2 separate regions of the Mus musculus genome follow, and region 2 is linked to region 1. A link is a loop called in an ENCODE intact Hi-C map of the cell type or tissue named here. Cell type or tissue: heart. All regions are shown on one strand. Each heading gives the region's core, and the rest is flanking DNA. Links, peaks and the distances in the headings are about the cores only. Region 1 overlaps Tmem164 (transmembrane protein 164). Region 2 has its middle 48 kb from the start of Rtl9.

What was found. Peaks named below come from ENCODE experiments on the same cell type or tissue, not always from the same donor. Only the 100,000 strongest peaks of a DNase experiment are listed, where the experiment ranks them.
Region 2: a loop joins it to region 1, with 6 times the contacts of the local background. A loop is called at or near these places in 41 of 42 quality-filtered maps.

The regions. Positions count from the first base shown.
Region 1 is chrX:142,814,342-142,826,547 of GRCm38, forward strand. All of the region lies in intron 5 of Tmem164 (transmembrane protein 164), which reads left to right. Among named protein-coding and RNA genes, the nearest start is that of Mir652, 81 kb to the left of the region's middle. In heart, for the core only: CTCF peaks have their summits at 4,153 (motif pointing right) and 7,641 (motif pointing right); no DNase peak of the experiment used is centred there; H3K27ac peaks cover 602 bases.
Region 2 is chrX:143,045,701-143,057,906 of GRCm38, forward strand. No RefSeq gene overlaps it. Among named protein-coding and RNA genes, the nearest start is that of Rtl9, 48 kb to the right of the region's middle. In heart, for the core only: a CTCF peak has its summit at 6,006 (motif pointing left); no DNase peak of the experiment used is centred there.

The DNA.
Region 1 (12,206 bases), core at 2,923-10,922:
TACAGACTTTTTTCTCATTATTGTTCCCTAAGCAATATAGTATAACAATGTTTAGTATAATGTTTATATAGTATTGGGTATTGTAAATTATCTGGAGATGATTTAAATTATGTGGAAGGTTTGTGTATGCTATGTGCAAACACTGTTCCGTTTTGTGTAATCGTCTTGCGCACTGCTTATTTGCGTATTGATGTGGATTCCTGGAACCAAGCCCTTTGGATATCAAGGGATAACTATACAAGGAAATGATCAAAAAATTGACTTTACTCCTTACGCCAAACACTCGAAACCAGCATGTCTGCGCTTGCCTTTGGAGCTGTTGCTGTGTTTTAGCTTAGACACTCGTTTCTGCTAGGCTACACAGTATCTTTCCCTTTGTCTTTTTTTTCAAGGCAGCTTAATATTCCATAATACTGATGATGGAATATAGTATAATAAAAATGGCAGTACTTTCTCTATCACATAAGTAATGACAGGTATTCCTTCAAGTGTTAGCTCATTTGACCCCAACAAAACTTGTCAGGAGGCGTCCCTGGTATCTTCCATACGCTTGGGAGGAAATGGATGTCTAGTCAACGGCAGGTCCATCATTTGCACTCAGGACCGTGGATTGAGCCTGTTTCATTTTACACAGTAACATGGGGTTATAAGAGTAAACCATAATTTTTTTGTTGATGTGCATTTGGGTTGTTTTCACACAGATGTAGTAGACAATGCTTTTTCCACTCTTGCATTTTTGTCTGTCTGGTGGGTGAAAACCAAACCAAATCAAGCCACAACAAAACAAAATAGTACAGTGAACTTGGAATGCAGCCGAGCACTTTAGAGACATGTTTCTCGTCTGCCTGTCTTTCCGTGCTCGAGACAGAGCCCACGACTGATGTGCGGCATGCACTTCCCCACTAAGCCATACTCCCAGAACCTTCTTACAGATGTGGCGGATTATATCTGCTTCCCCAGTCTTTGAACTCCATGCGTCTCCTCAGTGCTCATGTTTCTCTTCTGTCTTCAGATGGGGTTGCAGTAGCTCCTTTACATGTGGATATTAGGGGTTAGCAGGTTAGCAGACATGGCCCCCAGAATTGTCTTTGAACTTTATGGTCTTATTTATGCAGATTTTTTTTTTTTTTGTAATTTAACTGTATGTGTCTTTAATTCCTTGGCTCCTGGATTTTGAGTTGTGTTAAGAAGTCCTTTCTCCCTCCACGGTGCTATATAAACACAGTAATCCTCCAGTATTTATCTGTGGGGGGGATACAGTCCAAGGCTCTCCAGGTGGGTGCCTGTAGGTAGCATCAAACCTTGTATACACTTGTGGTTTTTTTTCCTTTGATAATGTCTTAAATTAGGTTTAGTAAGGGGCTAATAAATAATAGCTATTATTAAAATAATTTCAAACTGTTATCTCTAGAGCCACTCCCAAGGGGTCCAGCTTTGGCAGTCATCACGTTCAGTGGTGGCAGTTGGCTCCTTGTGGTTTTCCATTCACCTTAACAGCCCCATTCCACTAGATTCTAAAGTACTAAATACTTTTAAAGTATTTCCCTATTTAGGAACTTACAGTGGTTCTCCTTATAGCCAGTGGCCCAAAAGACCCCGTGTAACCCAGCCTGTGACTTTGCTCCATCCCCATTTGTTTTAGTCCCTTCCTTGCTGTGTAACATCTTGCTGATAAGGGAATCCTTTGTGGTACCCGAGCTTCCAGTTCCCATCTCTGCATGTGCTTCCAGCCCTGCAGCTTCTGCTCTGACTAGTCATTTCCCTGTCAGCCCTTGGCCTGGACAATATTCTCTAAACTCCCCTCAGCTATGGCCTTCTCCATGGAAGAGGTCCCTCTTTCCCTCCTGCTGCCCTCCTCCTGGTGGGCTGCCTAGCAGGCGTCTTTTGGCGTCTTGGTAGCCAGCAGCCCCTGGAGCCCAGGGGGTTTCCTTTTTGTTGTTGGTTTGAGCACAGAGTGGATGAGTGAAAGCTCTGCTCAGACTGTGTTCATGCACAGACACATACATGGAATAGGAGCTGCATCTTCTAAGCCAACTTTTACCATCTATGTGCGGCACATTTTTTTTTCCTTTTTCCTTTGACTTAAAGAATCTTGATCTCATTTAATCCCCACATGTACGACTTATGAGAATCTAAACCGCCTGGGGCCAACAACTTTGAAAGAAAAGAAAAAGTATAATCATCCGCATTAACTGTAAGGAAAGTGAGGTGTTTCAGTCAGTTATTGAATATCAACAACAAACTACAGTTTCTACAGTAGTCAAGCGTATTTTCCCTTAATGTAAAATCACTGATCTCCTCGTATATTACTGTTGCTGCAGGTAGCTCAAAAATGCATTCGTATTTATCCGTGCCTCAACTTTGACATGCATATTTGCTAGTCAAGAATATTTCAATAATTAGATTTTAATATGATTGGTTTCTTTTGTAACTCTCAAAGTCTTATGCTTAAAATTTTATTCAAGCCTGTGGATATAGCTCAACTGATAGGGCTTGACCTACCAATATATGAAGCCCTGGCTTCTATCGTCAGTGCCATAAAAACCAGATGTGGTAGCACAGGTTTATAATCCTGGCACTTGGGGTGGTGGAGACAGAAGGATAAGGATGTCAGGGTCATCTATGGGCACATAATGAGTTTCCTTCTAGCTCTGCCTAGACATCTCTCTCTCTCTCTCTCTCTCTCTCTCTCTTTCTGTGTGTGTGTATAATTTGTCTTTCGACTGTGGTTTTGATCATGCAAATTTTCTTTGTAATTTACATTTATCTGCCTCTAATTCATTGGTTCCTGGATTCTGGGTTGTGTTAAGAAGTCTTTTCCTACTCCATAGTGATATATAAACATGTAGCTATCCTCCCTTACTTATCTGTGGGGACACACACACATACACACACACACACTCATTCTGAGAGGGAGGAATAGTTATGCCAACTGCTACAGGCCTATGACATAGGAGCTAGTGCGTTGAGGTCTCTTTGTCTTGGTCACATGCAAGCTAGGGTAGTACTAGGACCTACCTTCCTGATTGTCATGAGCATGACAAGTCCTTACCACCCCCCCACCCCACCCCCACCCCTGTGCATGCATGGTGTCTCCTTACTATAGCGATTATTATTCACCACTAATTCTCTTGCCTCTCATGAATTTATATATGTGTCTCTTTACTAGACTGTGGGCTCCGGGGCCGTGAGGATTTAGCCTTGATCAATTCTAAAGCCACAAACCCCTGCAGGGACAGATTGCATGATTAGCTGTGGATTTAGCAGCTTCTGCTCCCTTCTTTGAGATGCTGATTTCTCCCCAGGGCCAGATGCTCCTCCAGCTCCTGTAGAACTTGTTGCTTGGGCCCCTCTGCTTTGCCCATCTTGGAGGCTACTTTCCTGTGGACAGGCAGTGAAATCTGAGAGCACTTCAAAGGAATATGGCCCGCATCAAATTCCTTCTTTTCAGAGCCCTTCTAACTTGTTCTCCTTCCTTGTCCCCCATTGCCCTCCACTTCAGCCCCCTCCATTGCTTCGTGTTCCCCACTTACCAGTTCAGAAGTTCTGACTTCCAGCTCCTCTACAGTGCTAGCCCCTTTTTGGCCCTTCCTCCCCACCTCCATCCTTCAGCCTAGTGGAGTTTCTCATCCTCTAACATGGGGGCTACTTCGTTCTCTCACTTGCATCCTGGCTTCTCCCATACCCTTCCTGTCAACCATCCTGTCTGTTCACCAGATCATCAGAGCAAGCAGCTCTGATCGGATTTTGTCCACTGCGTGTAACTCTCACATTGGATTCTGTCCATGCCCATTCCTTCACACCACATGAAAGCTCACTTACAATCTGACCTTGCATGGCTCCATCTTCTTTCCCATTACTCGGACTCTGACCCATTACACTTAGTCCTTTGAAAGCAACTGATCTGCTGTTCTCCACCCACCCACCCTCCTTGCCACACACACACACACACACACGTTCCCCTATAACCCTATGGACTCCAGGCTCTCCCCACCCCTTTATAATTTAGCTTTATAATTTAGCCTTTTGTTCCAGAGATGCCTCGCCCTGAGGCGACTGGAAAGCACACTTACCTTTAAGTGCCTTTTTACTGTGTGCTTTGATGGTAGCCATCGCCCCAGCGAGGCGATGTCTATCTGTGTTTCACCACCAGGTGGCAGCAGTCACACATTTTTAATCTCAGGAGCTATGACAAGTTTGGCTATTTGTTTATTTGTTTTAAATCACTAAATGAATAATAAACATTGATTAAGTTAATAATTTTTTTTATACTTGAGATGCTGTGGGAGCAAGAGTGACAGTGACGTCAATGAGTCTTCTAGGATTTGGGTATAGGTGACAGGGCCACTAACAGAGAAGGCATATTTTTAGGAAGTGACTTATTTTTTTCTGAGTGCTGTAACAAAAATACCATTCTGGAGGCAGGGAAGCCCAAGATCCAGGTATTAGCAATCTGGTGAGGGCCCGTTTCTTCATGGGTACCGCTGTCTGCATCCACACATCCATGCATGTGCCACAGATGAACAGGTCCCTTTTGACCCATTTTATAAGTGTGCTGATCTCATTTATAAGGACTCTACCCTGTAATGCCCCACCTTCTCGAACCATCACATTCACAGTGAGGTTTCAACACGAATTTAGGGGATACATGTTCAACCTGTAGCAGAAAGGACATGGTCGAGCTTGAGTAATTCCTTCTAACCTATTCAGGCTGAGTTGTCTAGAAGACAGCAGGAAAGAAAGTTCTAGAACTGTTCAGGGAATTCTGGGAAGGGGTTGACTACAGTGCTGTTGCTATAGAAGTAGTGGTAGAAGCTTTGTAATGGATGAGGTGTTCCAGGGAAGCTAGGTAGCCTGGGGAGAGGTGGGAGGGGAACCAGGGCGTGGAACCCTTGGGATAAAGCAACCCTGAGAAGGTGGACAAAGAAGAAAATGCTGTCGGGAGATTGTGGGAAGGGTTGGAGCAACAGGAGGACAGCTGAGTTGTCCTGAAGCAAAACCAGTAGAAATTTCACTTGGCTAGCAGTAGCTAAACCACATGTGATCTGAGAAGTGCTGCAAGATCAGGTCTCTGGAGAAGAGTGCGGGGTGAGGGTCTGTGAGCATCGAAAAACCAACGGAAGAGGTTTCCCTTCACAGCACTCCCGTTTTCCTCTCCTCGGCTCTCCTTTTCCTCCCTTCCTCCCATTGTCTCCTCTCCCCGGGACTGGCTCCATTCAAACCCCACAACAAGGGCAGTAGTGTGAGAGAGTGTTGATGGTATTGAGAAACAGGGGTCGGTGAAGTGCGAGGTTTTGACACTGCTGAGATGGTGCACTGGAAATGACAGTGACAAGAGGACTAGGCATCGAAAATGGAAGAGGAGTCTAGGTTTTTTGAGCACCGCCCATAAAATTGTTTTGTGCGTGTGTTCACGTGTACATGAGTGAGCAGGTGCATATATACAATGGATGTGTGTACAGGCCAGAGGTCAGGCTCTAGTGTTGTTCCTTAGGTGCCATCCACTTTGTTTTTTGAGAAAGGCTCCCTCTTCTTTAGAGTTCCCTAAGCCACTTAAGGAGAGGGGGGATTTGCTGGAAACATCTCATTTAGGACTGAGTGTTCTAAAGTCGCTCATTCTTCTCACATTGTCCAGCTGTGGGTCTCTGTATTCGTTCCCATCTGCTGCAGGTGGAGGCTTCTCTGATGATGGCTGAGCAAGGCACTGACCTCTGAGTATAGCAGAATATCTCTGGGAATCCTCTTATTGCTATATTCCTTTAGCAGAACAGTAAACACCTGTTTTGTTTTGTTTTTTTGCATATGGGTTTGTAAGGCCATCTTACCAACTGAGCTATCTCAGAACTCTTTCAAAAATGATTTTTATTTTGTATACATGATATTATTTTATTATTTTTGTGTATATAGGTGTTTTGCATGCCAAGTACCTGTGGAGTCCAGAAGAGGGCATTGGATCCTCTGTTACTAGAATTACAGGCAGATGGGTACTGGAAACCTGGGTCCCCTGGAAGAGCAGCCAGAGAATGGAAGGTGGTTCTAGCTATAGCAGGTCCTGTCTTCCTCCCTGTCCTGGCAGAGGCACTGAGAAGGCACTGAGTAGAGAGAAGGTATACAGGTCTGTTTGTCCAAAGGCTGTCTGTACTGATATGCGCATGATAGAGGCGCATGCTGTGCACTGGGTAGTTAGATGGCCTGTTTTCAAGTTTTGTTTCTATTCCATGGCAGTTGTGTGAGCAGTCAAGTTCCTTAACTTCTCTGTACTCCCCAGGGCCAGATGCTCCTCTTGCCTGGCTCTCCAGCTCCTGTTGAACTTGCTGCTTGGGCTCTCTGCTTTGCCCATCTCAGAGGCTAGTTTCCTGTGGACAGGCCGTGCAATCTGGGAGCACTTCAAAGGAATATGGCCCGCATCAAATTCCTTCTTCCGTTGCAGGGTTGTAACGATGCAGTACGTGCATCGTCGTGTAGAGCGTTTTCAATAGTGCCTGGTGCATAGGCAGTGGTGGGTTAGTTGTTCGGTATTATGGGGATGGCTTCTGCTTGCCAGTGTACAAAGGCCCTGCCTACTCACCCAATACAGTTGAGTGTCCATGGTTTCTTCCGCTCCCACCGTTAGCATGGGATGCCTTGGGAATTACCGACTGTAGTTCTGTAAGGAGACGGATGAAAAGTCCCTTCTGTCCACTAGGCCAAACTTAAGGGCTGGTGCCAGAGGCTAAGGTCAAAAGAGTCCAAGCTGGGCTGAACAGAAGGGAGGTCTGGAGAGAGCAGAGGAACAAGTAGGTATTGTGAGTGTGTGTGTGTGTGTGTGTACGTGTGTGTGTGTGTGTGTGTACGTGTGTGTGTGTGTGTGTGTGTGTGTGTGCATTAAGGGCAACAAGGGAGTTGGTAGTTTATAAGGAGGTCTAGGAGCCCATACACTATAAGGATGAGGACATGAAAGCTGAACCCTTTGGAGGTTGTGGTCAGATTTTCCTCTCGGAGGTGGAGCCCGTAAGTGTGATGACAGATGGCAGGCTGTGAGAAACAAGGTCCAGCAGACCTGTGGAGGGTCAAGATGCCACAAAGTGAGGGCTCTGGAAGAGGCACCCACGCGGATGTTGAAATCCCCCCCCTGAATGCTGTTAGGAAAGAAGACAGTGTCAAAAGGAGGGCTGCTATCTAGGGTGAAGTTCATGGTGACCCTGAGGAGAGCAGTGGTGACGTGCGACCTGCAAGAGTGGGATCTTGAAAGGCACAGACACCCTGTTGCCCCTGCCAAGCACTAGGTGTCTGCTCTGTTAACTATGTCTGTGACTTGGTTGCCACTGGCCAACACAGTCTGCTGCCTGTTACATCAAAACAGCTGCAGACCCCTCCATATACTGCCAGTGCTCATCAGCGCTTTGAAATTAGGGTGATTTGTCAGATTTGCTGATAAACCTTACAGCATGCATGCATTTATAAAGAAACATACCTAGGTTACAAAACAATAGAGATAATTTGATAATTTCTTTTAACTTTGATACCTTTTATAATTCTTCGTTCTTTACTCTATGTTTTTCAAACATAAATGTAGAAAATAAGAGGTGTCTTTTTCTAAATATCCCCCTGGTTGCTGGCCCCTCTTTGCCTGGTCTCCAGGCTGCAGGAAATCTCTCTTGTGTACACTAGAGGGCGCTCTAGCTTCAGAATTATCAGACAGGGTCTTTCTGTTCTTTTCAGGTGTTAACAATTCAGCAGCCCTTGGGTCCATTTCTGGAGACTGGGGTTTAAGAACCCTGGTGTCCTGTGATCTGGAAAAGCTACTTCCCCATTGGCTTCCAGTTTCCAGTTTCGTTATCAACCTGAGAATTGAGGCACAGCCCCTCTGCTGGGTGGTTTCAGGACCCAATAGAACCAAAGCTCTTTGTTTGCCTTGACATTGACCCTAAGGTCCTTCACCTCAGTGGCCCATCCTGGCTGGCAAAGGTTAAGGTTCTGGGAAAGGTCTTAGCATTAGGATTGAGTTGGCGGTGAATTGGAGTGGGGAGCCAAATGGAGGGATGTAAATTGTGACCAAGGGCTGAGACTTACACAGTAGAGCAGATAGGAGAGTCTCCGAAGGCCATTGGCTTTTCCCTACTAAGAAGGATGCCACTGGGGTTTTGTGGGAAAAGCTTAAGTCACGGGTTTTCTGCCATAGTTTTATCACCTTGCAGGTTCCCACCTGGCTAAATTATTTGTTCCTTTACTGGTGATTTTCTCCACTAGAGCTTCAGGCTCCAGGGTTCTCCCTACGTCAGTGGACCTCCAGTCTTGTCACAAACCCCACATTTTACATCACCCTAAGGTGCTTGTTACTTAAGTAGGAATTGTGGGATCCACCCCTACCTCCAGGGTTTGAGTCCCAGGAAGCAGGTCCTAAGAACCTGCCTGCATTTCGTACAGCTTCCTCCGGGACAGTGTAGCTCGGATATCAGCAGCATCACCTGAACCAGGGAACCTGCTAACAATGCGGGTCCTCCGATTCCAGATTGGAGGCCACTTCTCAGACCGACTGAATTCAAAACTGTAGGCTGGTGTCCAGAAAACTGTGTTGTAATCAGCCATGCAAGGAGTCCTGTGCTGTGGAAGATTGAATCTCCACCCTCAGAATGGCTGAGACAGAATGAACATTAAGCCTCAAATGATCCAGGAGTTGGCCTCCCCTTGCTCACAGCTCACTCACCAGGGACTCAGTTTGTGCGCAGTGCCTAACAGGGCTTTATAGTGGTGTGTTAGGTTTAAGTAGCACTTCGTTCGGTTCAGCGTCTCTGAGACAGAGATCGAAAGTCAGTCAGGGGCTCCTGAGTCTTCACAGCCCCAACTTCCATTTAGCCGGTAATGAAAACCTGCCAGTTTTACCTCCCGATCCCTTCTGATCCGTCTGTACTAGACTCTCTGAGTTCAGATTAGATCACCCCTGCTCCAGCTCTTGTTGTAGCTTCCTCCACGGTCTCCCTACTTCTGCCTTCCCTTTCAGTTTACAAACTTGCTGATCAAAGGGTACTCTGAGCCTCAGAAGTCAGAGGGAGCTGTCGAGAAATGCAGAGGCTCTGACCTACTCTCCCCAGACCACCCGAATCACTCAGCCTCCATTTTAATTCAGTCCCAGCATGATCTGTGATTCTCCAGACCATATATAAAGTAGGATGCTGTATTGTTGAACTGGCCCCCACCCCTACTCTGTCTCTATCCCACAAGTCTAATGAAGAGGTAGACTATATGAAGTACTTCAGTTCGGCACGCTGGCTTGCACATGCCATTCTTTCAACAGATATTTTTGAAATCCCCACTTGCTGTCTGGCCGTGTAGTAGCTGCCGAGACCGAAACACAAAGAGCAAACCCAGTCAGTATCCTCGCTTTCATGGACAGCACATCCATGTGGGAGGAGATGGACAGGAAAGAAATAGAGAAATGCTACATAGGGTACTTAAATGTTAAGTGTGATGCAAGAGGCGATCTTACAAAGGAAAAGTATGTGATGCTGCCGCCTGGGCACGGAGGGCTGCTCTTTTGAATGCAATGGCCTCATTTAAAGGAAAGGTTTCACTGACAATGTGACATTTGAGCAAAGGCTAACTGGCAAAAAAAGCAAGCCCTTTGATCTCTATGGGAACGATATGGCAAGCTGGGGATATAACAAGTGTAATGGCCATGAGGCAGAAGTGTTTTCAGATTATTCCAGCAACTAGGTATAAAGCACTGTGGTGCCAGAGGAAGGAGGGGAAACTAGTCGGACATGAGGTTAAAGATGATAACCGCACCAAAACTAGCTAAGATAGGTGGTTGAGAGGTCGTTGGAGGAGGGGAAGGCCAATGAGTCTAATGTAAAGTTTTAAAGGGTTGCTTGCTTGCTTTCCATAATAAATTAGGGGGCAGATGATGGTGGCTCAAACCGGGATGCAGTACAGATAGGAAACAGGTGTTGGGTTCTGAGTCTGTGTTAAAGGGCCAGCCAACCGTTTGTGGATAGAATCAAGTATAGGATGAGAAAGAAAAAGAAGAAAGGGTCAAGAGTGAGTTTAACCTTTTTGACCTGCTTAATGAAATGAATGGCCATTTACTAAAATAACCATAAAGGCTTTGGGGCTTGTGTATTGCTTTGCTGTTGTTGTTGTTGTGGTGGTGGTGGTGGTGGTGGTGGTGGTTTGGTGTGTTTGTGTGTGTGTGTGGGAGGGTATTGTTTCAGTTAAGTAATGTTAGGTAATACCATCCCTAAGACTTAGTGACTTCGAATTTGTTCTTGCAATGTGGGAGCCCATTGGCCTGTTGTTTATGGACTGATCATCTAAGATCATTTGTAGATTGAAGCTGTGCCCCACAATGTGATGCTGTGTCAGATTTGGGTCTTTGTGATGTAGTTAGGGTTAGATGAAGCAAGAAGATATTCTTTCATAATGGAATTTATGCCCCTGTTAGAGAGCAGACCTTGAACTGGCACCCCTGCCCTCTTGTCTGTCATGTGAGGGAGACATAGCAAGAAGGTGGTATCTATAAGAAAGCAACCACCTAATACTTTGACTGTGGACTTCTTAGCCTTCCAAAATAGAAAATAAAAAAATGAAAATAATTTTTGTTGTTTAAGATGTCTGATCTGTGATGTTTGTTAAAACAGCTTGAAATGACCAAGACATTCTTCTGGACCCAGCTGGGACCCTGAAATGGTTGGTCCTCTCTGTTCACCCAGCTGTTACTGGCATGTGGACCTCTGAGTAGTATTTCAAAGAGGGCAATCCCCAGGACCCAAGTACACATCAAACCTCCTATTGAATTTTCCCTGTTGAGGTAGTCCCCTTGGCTAAAACCTGATATAAGTGGGTTTCACAGAGAGCAAGAAGAGACAAATTTGGGATAAGGAAAATAGAGCAGAGTATTTAATAAAAATATGTGAGTTAAGTATATAATTTCAGGTGTTCATATTCACACTAAAAATACAAAGACAAACAGGTGGAACTAATATTAGAAATATACCTTATTATATATAGTTTATCCAAAAAACTACCATTCAGAATAACCAATATAAAATTATGGCTGGGCTATTTTAGTAGATATACTTTGTACCAAGAGCACAGCTCAATTCAAACTAGCTATATTAGCTATATTAGGAGCTCTGGGTGACACGTGACTAGGAGCAACCACTTTGGCCAGGCCAGATATAGCCAATGCTATATTTGTTGTAAAGATATTCTATCTTTGTTTTAATGGAGAGACAAGCAGTTACTGGGAGCTCTCAGGAGCTGTCAAGTGCTTGTTTTCAAATGAGAGCAATCTCTACATTTAGTTTGTTTTCATGGTCACCAGACTTATCCAGTAGGAAAGAGGAAGCAAGTGTTGTAAGAGAAAGAATTGTGGAGTGGTAGGTAGATGGAATAGTATCAGGGTCCCAAAAGGAAAGTCTGGCCTTGACTGAGACCCTCTCTTCATGATTCTTCTGGGTTGCAGAGATGAAGGCAGAGCAAAACTGGCAAGTGTTAATGTGTGGGTGTTTATTAAATGTGCTTGTGAGGGCTCAGGGTGTTTTGTGTAATTCTCTTTTTCTAGGCGAAGCAGGAAGTACCCAGGTCATTGTTTGACAGTGAAGCCAGGAGGAAAGTATTAGAGGTTCGAGAAGAGAGGAGAGGATATTAAATTGTGACCTCAGAAAGCGAGAGAGTGAATGGGCAGGGGAATATAGTGTGATTGCCTGGCAACATGAAAGATGCACTTCAGGTCTGTGATGACAAATTGGGCATGAGGGTAGTCAGTGCCGCTGTTTTTCTCCAGCCATGCTAAGCTAGGTAGGGACAGGCAAGGGAAGACAGAGGGTGAATTTAACCAGGGCAGAGGATTTGTTTTTTTCTAGCCATAGTGAGAGGAGACAAAGGTGTCAAGGAAGATAATCAGAATAGCAGGACATGGGATTTAAGAAAGGAAAGAAGGGCTGGAATCCTAGCACTTTGGGAGGCAAAGGCAGGCAGATCTCTGTACGTTCGAAGTCAGCCTGGTCTACAAAGAGAATTCCAGGACAGCCAGTGCTGTTATACAGAGAAACTCTCTTAAATATAAGAGAGAGGGAGAGGGCGAGGGAGGAAGGGAGAATGTTGATTCTTTTGGTGTCAAAGACCAGGTGGAGTCATGGTTCGAAGAAGTGATCGGGAAGGGAAGACAGTGATGGCTAAAGGGGAAATGTTTGTCTTTGAGCTCAGAGAGAGGATGTAGCTGTTCC
Region 2 (12,206 bases), core at 2,615-10,614, 230 kb after region 1:
TAAATAAAATCGATTTGATAAGAATTCTCAGCTCATTGAGCAGCTGTGGGAGAGGCTATGAAATAACACAGCTGCAAAACTGGAGTATAAAACGAACACGGAAAAGTTCACGATTCTCTCCAAGCCATTGTTACTCGCCATCTGCTTCCCCCTACTGACATCCACATTTCTCTCGCTCGATGCTGCTTCCCTCACTTCGTTTTTTCCCCCCACCAGCACATCCTTGCTTTAAGTCTCGTCTTCCTTCCCTTCCAGTACATCAGGCCCTTGGCATCTGTATATCCAGTCTTTCCAGGTCCATCCCCATTCCAGATAATCTGTCCAGATGTCTGACTTTAGAACCTGGTTTGTATTCTGAAAACAGGCTCCATTCCTCTGAGGACTGTTCCCATGGTTCATCTTACATCAAGAAGGCTAGAGATGACTTGGTGGCCCTCCATCTATAACCCAGAGGACACCAGAAAGACATCCAATCTACAAATATCTTTTTTTTTTAAGTTGTAAAGGATGCCAGGAACTCCATCATCACTATACAATTCATTTGAATTCGATTGCAAGGGGTGGTCTGGCAGGGGTGCCTCTGTAACGCAATGTTATTATTTATATCACACTGAAAATTCCTTTATCACAGCCTTTCCTGGCAGCGAGAAGGGAGGGAAAGGTTCCAGGGAGTTGGCTCCCCAAGGAAGAAGAAGGCAGTGCGATCAGGGGTGGGGTGCGGGGGTGTGGGAAATCAGCAGACTAAAGACCGTGTCCCCAGCTCAGTTTTGCCTAGGGTGGGCCCTTTGTGTTGCAACAGATGTGTGCTTTGGAATTACTGGGGCTGGGAAGGCAGGCCTCGGAGGGAGGAAGGGAGTGGTTCTAGACTGAGCTCATCCTCAAATGATGTGGGCTCAGATTCCTGGAGGGCGGAGCAGGAGACTGGGCCTAAGGGGAAAGAAGACGAGCTTTTGCATGAGGCTAAGGTTGAACAGATTGCTTCGGTTTGTTTAAGCTCAGAGATGGAGGAGATGGGGTGGGGGGTAGGTGGGAGAAGAAAATGATGCTTCATAGGAGTCTTCTTAGTAGAAGACCAACCCTATAGAAAGCGTCCTTTTTCTCAGAAAACAAACAACTTCCGAGGGTGTGGCTGAGTTGACTAGGTGTTTCCCCACCAGGGAAGTTGTCCCTTTGTGAAGCTGCCCAGCCAGTAGAGGGTAACTGGGTGTCCCCCAGTCCTGATAACCAGAAGGTGCTGACCCTCCATGTGGGGTTTTCAGCCTTTTTTTTTCTTATCACCTCATAGGCCCTGTCATCTTCTGGACGCTGTGTGAGAGAGGGGGACCAGGCTCTCTCGACCCTCAGCTTTTTGCAGAACACTAAAGGCCAGAGACATGAAGTCTCTCACAGAAACATAGTGATTCTATCCCATTGAGAAGTCCCACATGAAGGTGTTTATTCTGGAAAGTTCACAAATGTGTTCCTAGGAAATCTAGGACAAAATGTTTGAAATCATTTGACAACACAACCTACTAATTGGAGAGTTTGATTACAAAAGGGCTTATTCCTTTGAGACATGTGGGCAGGGATGGCATTCCTTTGTTTGACACAGACAGACAGACACACATACAAGTGTGTGTGTGTGTGTGCGCGCGCGCGCGAGTGTGCACTTGCATATACACACATGTGTATGCGCACATGTACAGACAAAGACAGAGACACACATACACACACATGAGAGACAGAGAAAGAGATAGAGAGACAGACACAGCGAAAGAGACAGACAGATACACATAGAGAGACAGAGAGAGACAGAGCACACTCTGGGTTGCAGAGGCAGCAGAGCTGGTGTACATTAGAGGCATTTAGAGGGACATACTCTACCCACATACTGCAGCTGTCCAGCATTCCCAGGCCCGTATCTGTGATTCCAAACTTAAAAGGGTCCTGAACAAATGAGAGCCTTTATAAGTTGATGACAAACTCATTTGGCAGCCGCACTTGAGCTGGTATGAGACTCCGGATGCTCTTTGTTAATCCCACCCTGGGTGAACACTTCTGTATTTTTGCTCGAGAAATACCTAGGTATTTGATGCCTGGGTTACTTCAGACTCTACTAGAGAAGGTACATACTATATGCTGTACCACACAGTCTCCTTGGAACAAGCGCACGCATTTTGAGTTCTTTCAGTTATAGCACACATACCCCTTTCTTCTGATGATGATCAGGTCTGTGGCTCTCTCCCATTTACCCTGGGAGGTCCACCACAGCCTGGCGTATATAGTCGAATGACGAATGAAGCCAGGCTGTCGGGGCTCACATCTTTAATCACAGCGCTTTTCAGTTGCACTTTGTCTGGCCTAAGAAGCATTGCCTTTAAAAAATACACTTAGGGGGTAAGCCCATAAGGCCATGAATGACTTTCTCCTGAGCATGCTGACTGGCAGTAGGAAGGGAAAAGAGCACTGTCTGATTGTAAGACACTATTAATTCCAGAAAGCTGAAAGCAATAGGTAACACTTGCAATGGGATCCTGAATGAAACAACCACAACAACAAAACCAAAAAGAACCCACCATCACCATCACCAAAGCCCACCACACCATATTATAGGTAATTCGAGCACATCAGCCTGTTATTTTTATCTCAGGAGAACCAGCCCTATGTATACACATCAGTCCCTCACCCACTCTCACGTAGCCCTTAAAGGCCACTTCTGATGACTTAGTTCTTATTAACTGCAGGTGTGAGCCTTAGTCCATCAGGGTTGCTGCAAAACCACTGGATTAAGTGAAACTCCTCACTAATTAGGCCTCTTAGACTTCCTGTAAGTCATGCTTGCTTGCTTGCTTGCTTCCTTCCTTCCTTCCTTCCTTCCTTCCTTCCTTCCTTCCTTCCTTCCTTCCTTTCTTTCTTTCTTTCTTTCTTTCTTTCTTTCTTTCTTTCTTTCTTTCTTTCTTTCTTTCTCTCTCTCTCTCTCTCTCTTTCTTCCTCTTTTTTTTTTTTGGCAGAAGTCAAAACATTTGACTCAGAGGCAAAATGTATTATATCACTATCCAAGAAAACAACAAAACGCATGCGGCAGCACTTTAGGGAGCACAATCCCGTCATCTGCAAGGTGTTGGAATTACCCTTACTTCTCATAGCAGCCCCAAGCATTTCCTTCTGGGGTGGGAACTATCGGAACACTCTGATGTGGATCTGGAGATAAGTCTTTGCCATTACAATGGAAAATCTATTCACTCTGCTTATCTTAACTGTGAGTCAGAGCCTTTTGTGAGGTTTTATGTACGTGCATTTTTCTCAAGGTGCTGTGTGTGTGTGTTTTTCCTCTTAATACAGGTCATTCATTTTGAAAAGGTCACATTATAATTTCTCTAGCCTTTCCTGAGCTAATCCCCCGGGAAAGACAATGTAGGACACGGGAACTGCAGAGGGAACGTGTAAAGGGAGGAATAAGATTGAAATTGAGGCACAGGAGCTCACAGCGAGGGGCCACAGTAGTGAAAGGGCAAAAGATTGGCAGCAGAAACCCAGCTTAACCTATGGGATAGGGAATAGACACTTCCTGTGCCTTGCCATTTTACTGGGCTCCACTGGAAGGTCCCCAGGAACACTGGTACTCCACAGAGGGAGGATCCTTGCCCCTATTGCTAGTATGAAAGGGAAGAATTTGCTTTCAGAGGCTCTGGATATTTTCAGTCAATGCTAACGATGGTCATTTTTTTTGTCCTTTAATGATTATGGGAATCTAAGTTTTACAAAACATTGGCTTGCAGTCAGCTCCATGCCGAGGGATTTACATGAGGCGTACTCGCTGCCTCAGCCTCTCAGTGCTGCTGAGGCTGGCCATCAACTCCTGCCTTTGGCCTGAATGTTGGAATCACAGCCATGCACCTCCAGGAGTAACCGTAGGACATCTCTTTTAACCACCATGACAGTCCTTTAAAGAAGGGGTCATTACTGTCTTCTGTGTTCACAGGGGGGAACTGGTTCAGAGAGGGTGGGCATCCCGACCCATGCTAAGCAGCTAGGAAATGTAAGTGATCCTCCTAATGTCAAAAAATAACCTGGTCCTGGAATCACGCTGTGTAAGTCCTTGAGAAGTCAGTCACCATAATAAACCTGACTGTGTTTTTCCTCTTACCAAATAGCAGAACATCTGGCCTGCTTGACTTTATGAGATTGTAAATACAGCAACTAAAAGCATGAGCTGAACAACTTTCCATTGCTTTGGATTGAGTTTTTTTTTTCTACTGCTTTGAACTGAGATTTTTTTTCCCCCTCCTTCCTCCTGTCCCATCCACTGGACAGTGAGTTCTTCATGGGAAGGCTGTCGTCAATGTTGTACTCTTCTGCTTTCTACATCCCTCAGAGTGTCAGGTACATAGTACATGCTCAATAAATATCGACTGACTGATGAATGTGTGGCCGTCCTGGTCAATTGTTTCTGGGTTTTTTTTTCAAGACCCTTTCTTGATGCCAAGCAGGCAGGTTAGGACCTTAAAGGTGTCTGTTGCCTCAATCTAGTTGCTGTACTGAGGATGACTTTTTAATATTGTGTCCGCACGGGAGCCGACCACTTTCTTCGGCACCTGGATGATTGATGGTGTTTTCCCCTTTCTTACAAAAGCTCTGGCACTGCACAGACACCGCTTGTGGTGATTAACAACGCAGCCAACCTCAGTCCTCTCTGCAGACATGTCTTGAATTCTATAGAGAAGGAGGGGTTTCGTTTAAGGATAGTTCCTAGTTAACTGTACGCCTCCAGCCTGCTTGATGGCTACATCTCAGAATTGCTTTATGGAACGAAACAGGATTGTTTGTTTGTTTGTTTCTTTGTTTAAGTCTTGATGGCTGGGTGAAGAGCTTACCAATCCAGCATTTCTGATTGTGTGGTATTTTAAACCAGGGTGTGGATGCATCTTGGTCAGTGTCATTAAAAACTTCAGTCTCGGTCTAGACATCATATGAAAATGTACAAGGCGGGGCAGGCAGGTCAAGTCTGCCAGATTTTAGCACATACCATTTGCTTCCCAGAATCAGAACAACTGTGAGGGGTGGTGGTGGGGCGTGTGTTGGAGATTGTCTATACACTGTATGAAGCATTTTATATCATTATTTTCCAAATTAGCAAATGAAACTCTCTAAGCAGCATCAGATAGACCCAGAACTACAACACCTCCCCCATCCGATTCTCAGGCAAATATTCTTGTTTTGTTTGCTCTCTCTGTCTCTCTGTCTCTCTGTCTCTCTGTCTCTCTCTCTCTCTCTCTCTCTCTCTCTCTCACACACACACACACACACACACACACACACACACACACTCACACACACACACAGGCTTCACTCTGTAGCCCTGGCTGTCCTGGAACTCACTCTGGTCTCAAACTCAGAGATACCTCTGATGCCTCTGCCTCTCTAGTGCTAGGATTAAAGGTGTGAGCCACCATTTTCTTTCTGGCAGGCAAATACTCTTGACTATAATGCCCTGCAAGGAGCTGGGCCGCTTTCTCAGTTAAGGGGTTTTGTGATGTGGAGCTGGTAGAAGAAACAGCCAAGAGTGGATTACACTCTGTTTTGGTATTTTCAGAAGGGGATTGACTGTTATTTCAGATCCTAGCTACAGAAGTGAGGCACAAGTTCAAACCTTGTGGCTGCATTTGTTCTACTGATTCTCAACAGGTTGGGAGTCTGGAGGCAGTGGTGGTACAGGTGGTCAAAGGTTCAAGTGGAAAGTGAAGGGCACCTCTTGGCACTGGGCCGGATAATAGCTATAGAGGCTGACTTCAATAGGGTGTTTCAGAGACTAGCAACCAGAGTGCAACCCAGAAGGCTGTGATGGAAGGAGCAACCATTGGAAGTGCTGGAGCTTAGGAATCTCATTAGATACAAGGATAAACAAGGACTGAACTCCAGACAGAGGAGGATAGGGTGGGAGCCTGGCCAGAACCAGGTAAAGGCCCTATCCTCCCAGAAGTGAACTGCTACACTGGCTCTCAACTGAGACAATACTGCCCCCTAGAGGGATCTTTGGAAACTACATGAGGGTATTTAATGTCTCAGAAATGACCAAAAAATAGTCAACATCTCACATGGGTTTTGAGTAGATTTCCACTGATGTGAAAATCCAATTTATAATCATGTTACCTCAACTGCTTTTTTTTACAGAACCACAAAGGGTTTTTGTGTTAGTGCAAAGATTATGAAGAGATGGAATAAGGGACTGTTTGCCCCAGGTTGACCTTGAGTCATCCGTTTTCAGACAACGGTCCTGTCAACAGTTGTGCTGTTTGGCAATGAGAGCTATCAATACAACATACCTCTACTCATTTGTGTTTGCAGCCACATCCACCGGGATTTAATGTAAAAGCACACACTTCTGTCCTTGTCATTCAGTCTTTCTATGTGGGATTGATTGTGCAAGCATTTATATGCCAAACACAGTATTTTCTTATGGGTTGCTTTCATTTCCTCTTTCTGTGGATCCTCATTTGTGTCTTTGAACTTGAGGGTAGAGTATAACAGCTATATATTTAATTTGGGGACAGAGATGGAATGAAACAAATTTACATGAGGGTTTGGGTTTTTATTTGTGTGTGTGTGTGTGTGTGTGAGTGGGGTGGGGTAGCGATGCCAGTAAGGGTCAGAACTACTTGTTGGCTTTCTGGGGCTGGGATTGTGGCTGCTCTGCTTTGGCTTGGCCTAGTTAACCGAGGACTGGGCTGGAGGAGATGCATGGTAAATAGTGGGCAAAAGGATGAGGACTAACTAGCGTGGCCTCAAGCACGGGTCTAGACCATCATCATGGTGGGAACATCCAGACATATCCTGAGATGTGGATCATAGAGCCAGGCAGGATTCTGGACATCAGAAGAAAGATCCTAATGCAGATGTTTCCTCGTTGCTAGACTATCCTGATGCCAAAGCTCAGTGGATCGTACAGTCCCGTTATCTCAAGCTGTACTGGGGTCAAGAGACTGAGCTCAAATGGTGCCAGTGGTGGATAGAGGGATAGTTATGCTGACAGGCCGCTAGCAGGCCTCGGAGGCCTCAGACACTGATGACTTGGCTAAAGGTACTTCCCTGTTCAGCTAAATCCCTTTCCATTGTTTCATTTAGGCCACGGTTGAGGAGACTCCAGGGACAGGGGCATCAAGTTCTGTCTTTTCAATGTGTCAACTTTCTATGACCCTAGTAGGTCCTCAGCTCAGTTTGGTCCTCCAAAAGAGCCAGTCCTTCCAGCTCCCATTGTCATTCCTGCTGTTTCACAGCCTTGACCTTCCTCATCAGTCACCCTTTTTGGAATGAGATCATAGCATTGACTCTGAACTCCCTCTGTCCCTCCCATTTTCCTTCTTTCCTTCTTTCCTTCTTTCTTTCCTTCTTTCCTTCTTTCCTTCTTTCCTTCCTTCCTTCCTTCCTTCCTTCCTTCCTTCCTTCCTTCCTTCCCTCCCTCCCTCCCTCCCTCCCTCCCTCCTTCTTTTTTTCTCTTCTTTTCTTCCTCTTCCCTCCATGTCTCTTCATCTTTGGGCTTAGGGTGAAAGATCAGGGTCTTGGGTATGCTAGACAAATACTCTACTCATGAGCTGCATCTCCAGTCCATCCTTCAGGTCTCTTTCTATGATCGCTGTGGCACTTCAATAAGACACCATTAAGCGGGATGAAGGACCTTCAGGTTCTGGGTAGAAGCTGCTGCCCACTCTGCCTGCAGTTGGAGGATTGAAGAGATGATCAAAGTCGCTCTACCTTACTATAAGCAATAAATTGACTTCAGCGACTGGGAGAGAAGCAGCAACATATCAGCTGGGGATGGTGGAGCAAATACTTACTGACATGTCTGGCTGTGTTTTTACATGGAAAGCTGAGTGAAATGATGGAGGCGCTCAGACACCTCTTTTGTTTAAGCATTCAGCTGAGAACCTCCCGGGAACCGAGACAAAGTGTGAGCTTAAGAGCGCTGTTTCAAGGAGCCTGAATGATTTCAAGTCCCAGTTCCCTTTCCTTGTTGCCCTTGGGATCCCTGGTGTGGGTGCCTCTCCTCCGGGTAGGTGACATGAAGATGCCTACATCCTCCAGAAATGTGTAACCAGATGGGTGCCTTGGCGCTATCAAATGTAAGGGACAACCAAGCCATGGTTACGAGCACTGGTAATTTCAAGATAAACCTTTGGGTGTCTTCAAGCCTGTTCAGCTGCATTTGATCTGTGGGACCAACAGGTGAAAGAGGAGAACTGATTGCCTCAACTTATCCTCTGACTCTGCCCCCCCCCATCTCCCTCAGTCTCCTACTCTCTCCCTCTCCCTCCCTCCCCCCCCACACACTAAAATAAATGTAAAAAATGAAAAAAAAAACACTCTAAGAAAAGAAAATCTCTTGGATCCTAGGCCTCTTCTAACTGAGACCTTGGGACAAGTCCTTGCAGCCTCTGAAGCCCCCAACTTATCTCTTTGACATCATTCCAGGCAGCTCCGTGAAAGGCCCTTAGCATGGCAGATGCCCTATCAGCCACTGAAGGCAAACAGTGCAACATTTCTTTCTTTAGACTAGACATGTGCTATTGTGGTACCCACAAAGCTGCTCTAGCCACTCTAACCCCATACTTCGGTGACCTACGTTGCCTCAATGTGACACATTTCAACAGGGATCCATGGGTGTCTCCTTTTTGTGTTTTGTCTTTTGATTCACTGAACTTCTTGCTCTTCAGGAGAGATGCCAGGTCTCAGTGCAAAGGAAAGGTGTAATGGCTGCTAATGAATCATGGTGTGTGGCAGGCAAGGGCGAGCAGGGAATGTTGAAGTTCAAGGGCATCAAGTGATAGAGCCCTAACAGTTATATACATTCATATGGCAATGTCACGGAGTGAAGGATGTTGGCGTCTGTGAACACTTCTGTCACCACTGATTTGATAGTCCCATGCAAAGTTCCGGGGCCTCACACGTACCATGTCTGTGGGAAAGGATTTGTCATTTTGTCCTTGGCATCATTTACTGTAGCAACCACTCCAGCATTCAAAAAGAGAGCTGAGTTTGTATTGCATTCTTTTTCTTCCTCTTTCTCCTCCTTTTTTTTTTTTTTTTTGAAACAGGGTTTCTTTGTGTAGCTCTGGCTGTCCTGGAACTCACTCTGTAGACCAGGCTGGCCTAGAACTCACAGAGATACACCTGTCTCTGCCTCCCAAGTGCAGGGATTAAAGGTGTGCACCACTACTGCCTGGCCTCTATATTTCATTCTTTATCCTAAAATAATTTCCAGCTAGACCAAAGAATTAAAAAATCAATCTTTCTTATTATCAGGTGAGGGGCCTTAGATTAAATGCATAGTGTCACCCCTACCAAACAAAAATCAGAGGAGGGCTGAGTTTGAGGACAGTCTGAGATACATAAAAGCAGTCTCAAAAGGGGACTTTAAAAGACCAAATATCAAATTAGATTATAAAATATCAAAATTTTAGAAGCTAAAAAGCAAAAGCATAGGAGAATATTTAAGTATTTTGAAGTACACAGTTCCAGCAAATTCAGCAAAGAAACTTCAGGAGTTGCAAAGAAAAGATAATGACAGAGATTTATTATGTAGAAATTCAACAACTTAAAAATATGTATCATAAAACCAATAACCACAAAATGATGGCACCAGTAGTAAAAAAAAATAGAGGAAAAGATGATAATTTTTGAAATAAGGATAAAGATATGAGGAATGAGAGGACTTAGTAGTTATAAAATTGCACTGATACTTGATGCTGGTTGGCTAGAGCTAAGAAATTAGCAGTGATTATGAAGAGACCAGCATCACTGAGGTGAAATCTTCTGGGAAGTGTTTTCTGGAAGCACAAATAAGCTGTGTTCCAGAGATAGCCAAGGTTGTACCTCGTGCTGCGGCTGGACTTGGTAATGTGTAAGAGTCACCCGGGTGGTACTGGCTTTGAAAGCGTGAAAGGGTCATGAAGAACAGCTGAGGCTTGGCCTGTGAGAGGTTATGGAAGGCCACTGGTGAAGGTGCAGCCTCAGTTGTAGTTGACAGCCCAGGACTGAAGGGATCATGCAAAGAAGTTGAGGCTTGGCAACATGCAGAGAGCCTATGAGAGGCTATTGGTGAAGCCTAGTTGCAGCAGAAGAACCCAGCATACTGGAGATGCCAGTACCATGGGATGATCACCAAGAACAGAAGCGGCAGTGGAGTGGATCAACCTGAGCTTAGAGTGCTACAGAGGGCAGAGCTGGAGAAGTGACGCCTATGACAGAGACCAGAAGGTCATGTGTGGATCCCAGACATTGGACAGTTGGAATTTGATTTTGCTTTGCTTTCATTGTGACTGTGCCCTGAATTTTCGCTCTTGAAGTAAGAAAGTGATTGGTTTTATTTTTATTTTACTGGAGGTCACAATGGACAGACTATGAGTTTTAAAAGCCTTCTGATTTTAAAAGAAATTGGCTATTCTAAGGGGACTAAAATATTAATGTGTTTGAATTTGTAAAGACTGTAGGACTTTTAAATTATCTATGTTTTTAATGTGAGATCTTGGGGATAAATAAAAAGGAAAGGTTGTGGCTTAAGAGTGATGTGTTTGTGTGTCAAGTTGACAAGGGGTCAGTTGTACTGCCTGGTTTTGTGTATCAACTGGGCATAAGAGAGGGAGGAGCCTCAGGTGAGGAAATGCCTCCATGAGATCCAGCTTTAAGGCATTTTCTCATTGGTGTTCAGGAGTAGAGAGTGCAGCCCTTGGTGGGTGGTGCCATCCCTAAGCTGATGGGTCCTGGGTTCTCAGGCTGAGCAAGGCATGAGGAACAAGTCAGTAAGCAGCACCCCTTTGTGGCCTCGTCATCAGCTCCTGTCTCCAGGTTTCTGCTCTTGTCTGAGTTCCTGTCTTGAGTTCCTTCAATGATGACTATGATCTGAAAGTGTAAGCCCAATAAACTGCCCCCTAATTGCACTGAAATGAAAAAAAATATCTTACAACTTTGGTATGGCTAAGTCAAAAACAAAAACAAAACAAAAACAAACAAACAAACAAACAAACAAAAACCAAAAACCAAAGGATCGAGCAGAGTATAAGAGGCAGGCTAGTCATTGGGATACCAAGTTATGATGGCGTTATAGCCTCTTAAACCCTTTATAAATTGAACACATCATCAATAGAAAATGCAGTGGATATACTTATCACACCGAGCATCATTGCTTAACAACCCAGTACACTGGAGAGTACCAGTTGTGCCACTCACCATCATATACCTGACTGGGGAACCTGCTGCTGCCCAGCATTGTGACAGAGTAGGGAGCAGTGTATCACTAGCCCAAGAAAAGATTCCCATTCAAAGTTGGAAAGATGGCTTCTAGGTTTCTGTAGAATGTGTATGACTTTCACACAGGTTGTATTGAAAACCACAGTGAAACTATGGTGAGTCAGTCCTGTCAATATTATTTGTGAGAGCTCTATTACAAGAAGTGCCCTCTTTCCTTTAGCCCATCTACAGCGATGTGAAATTGCACAGGTGATTATTTGCTTGCTTATTATCTACTTCCCATACATTCAAATCGACTTCATGAAGGATGAGATTTCACTTCGCCACTACCATAGTCCTTGTGCTAGGATAGTGCCTGGTATTTGAGAAAGGAGTGTTGAGGGAATGGATGAGAGAGCTCTTGTAGATTATTGTAATACCGATACGCAATCTACTAGCAGTATACTAAAAAAAAAAAAAACACAGCAAAAATAAAAACACACAAAAAATTTTTATGCCATTTGAAAAGGTACGTAAAACACTAATAATTAAGAGATGCAAATTAAGACAGCGTCAAGGTGATTGACATGCCATTTTCATCTTTCAAATGGGCCAAATTAAAAAAAAAAGTTGCAAAAGCCTAGGCTTTGTGAGGATGTGGTAACAACAAGCACACCCACGTACGCGTGGTGCACATCTGAATAAGAACAACTTCCAGATGGAAATGTCATACTGTCAAAATTCTCCATGTTAAGTATTGCTTGCTCACTAAAAGATTACTTGTAAACAGACATAAAATCGAAATAACCAAAATGGCCATGCATGGTGGCGCACGCCTTTAATCCCAGCACTTGGGAGGCAGAGGCAGGTGGGTTTCTGAGTTCGAGGCCAGCCTGGTCTACAGAGTGAGTTCCAGGACAGCCAGGGCTACACAGAGAAACCCTGTCTCGAAAAACCAAAAAAAAAAAAAAAAAAAAAAAAAAAAAAAAAAAAAAAAAAAAGAAAGA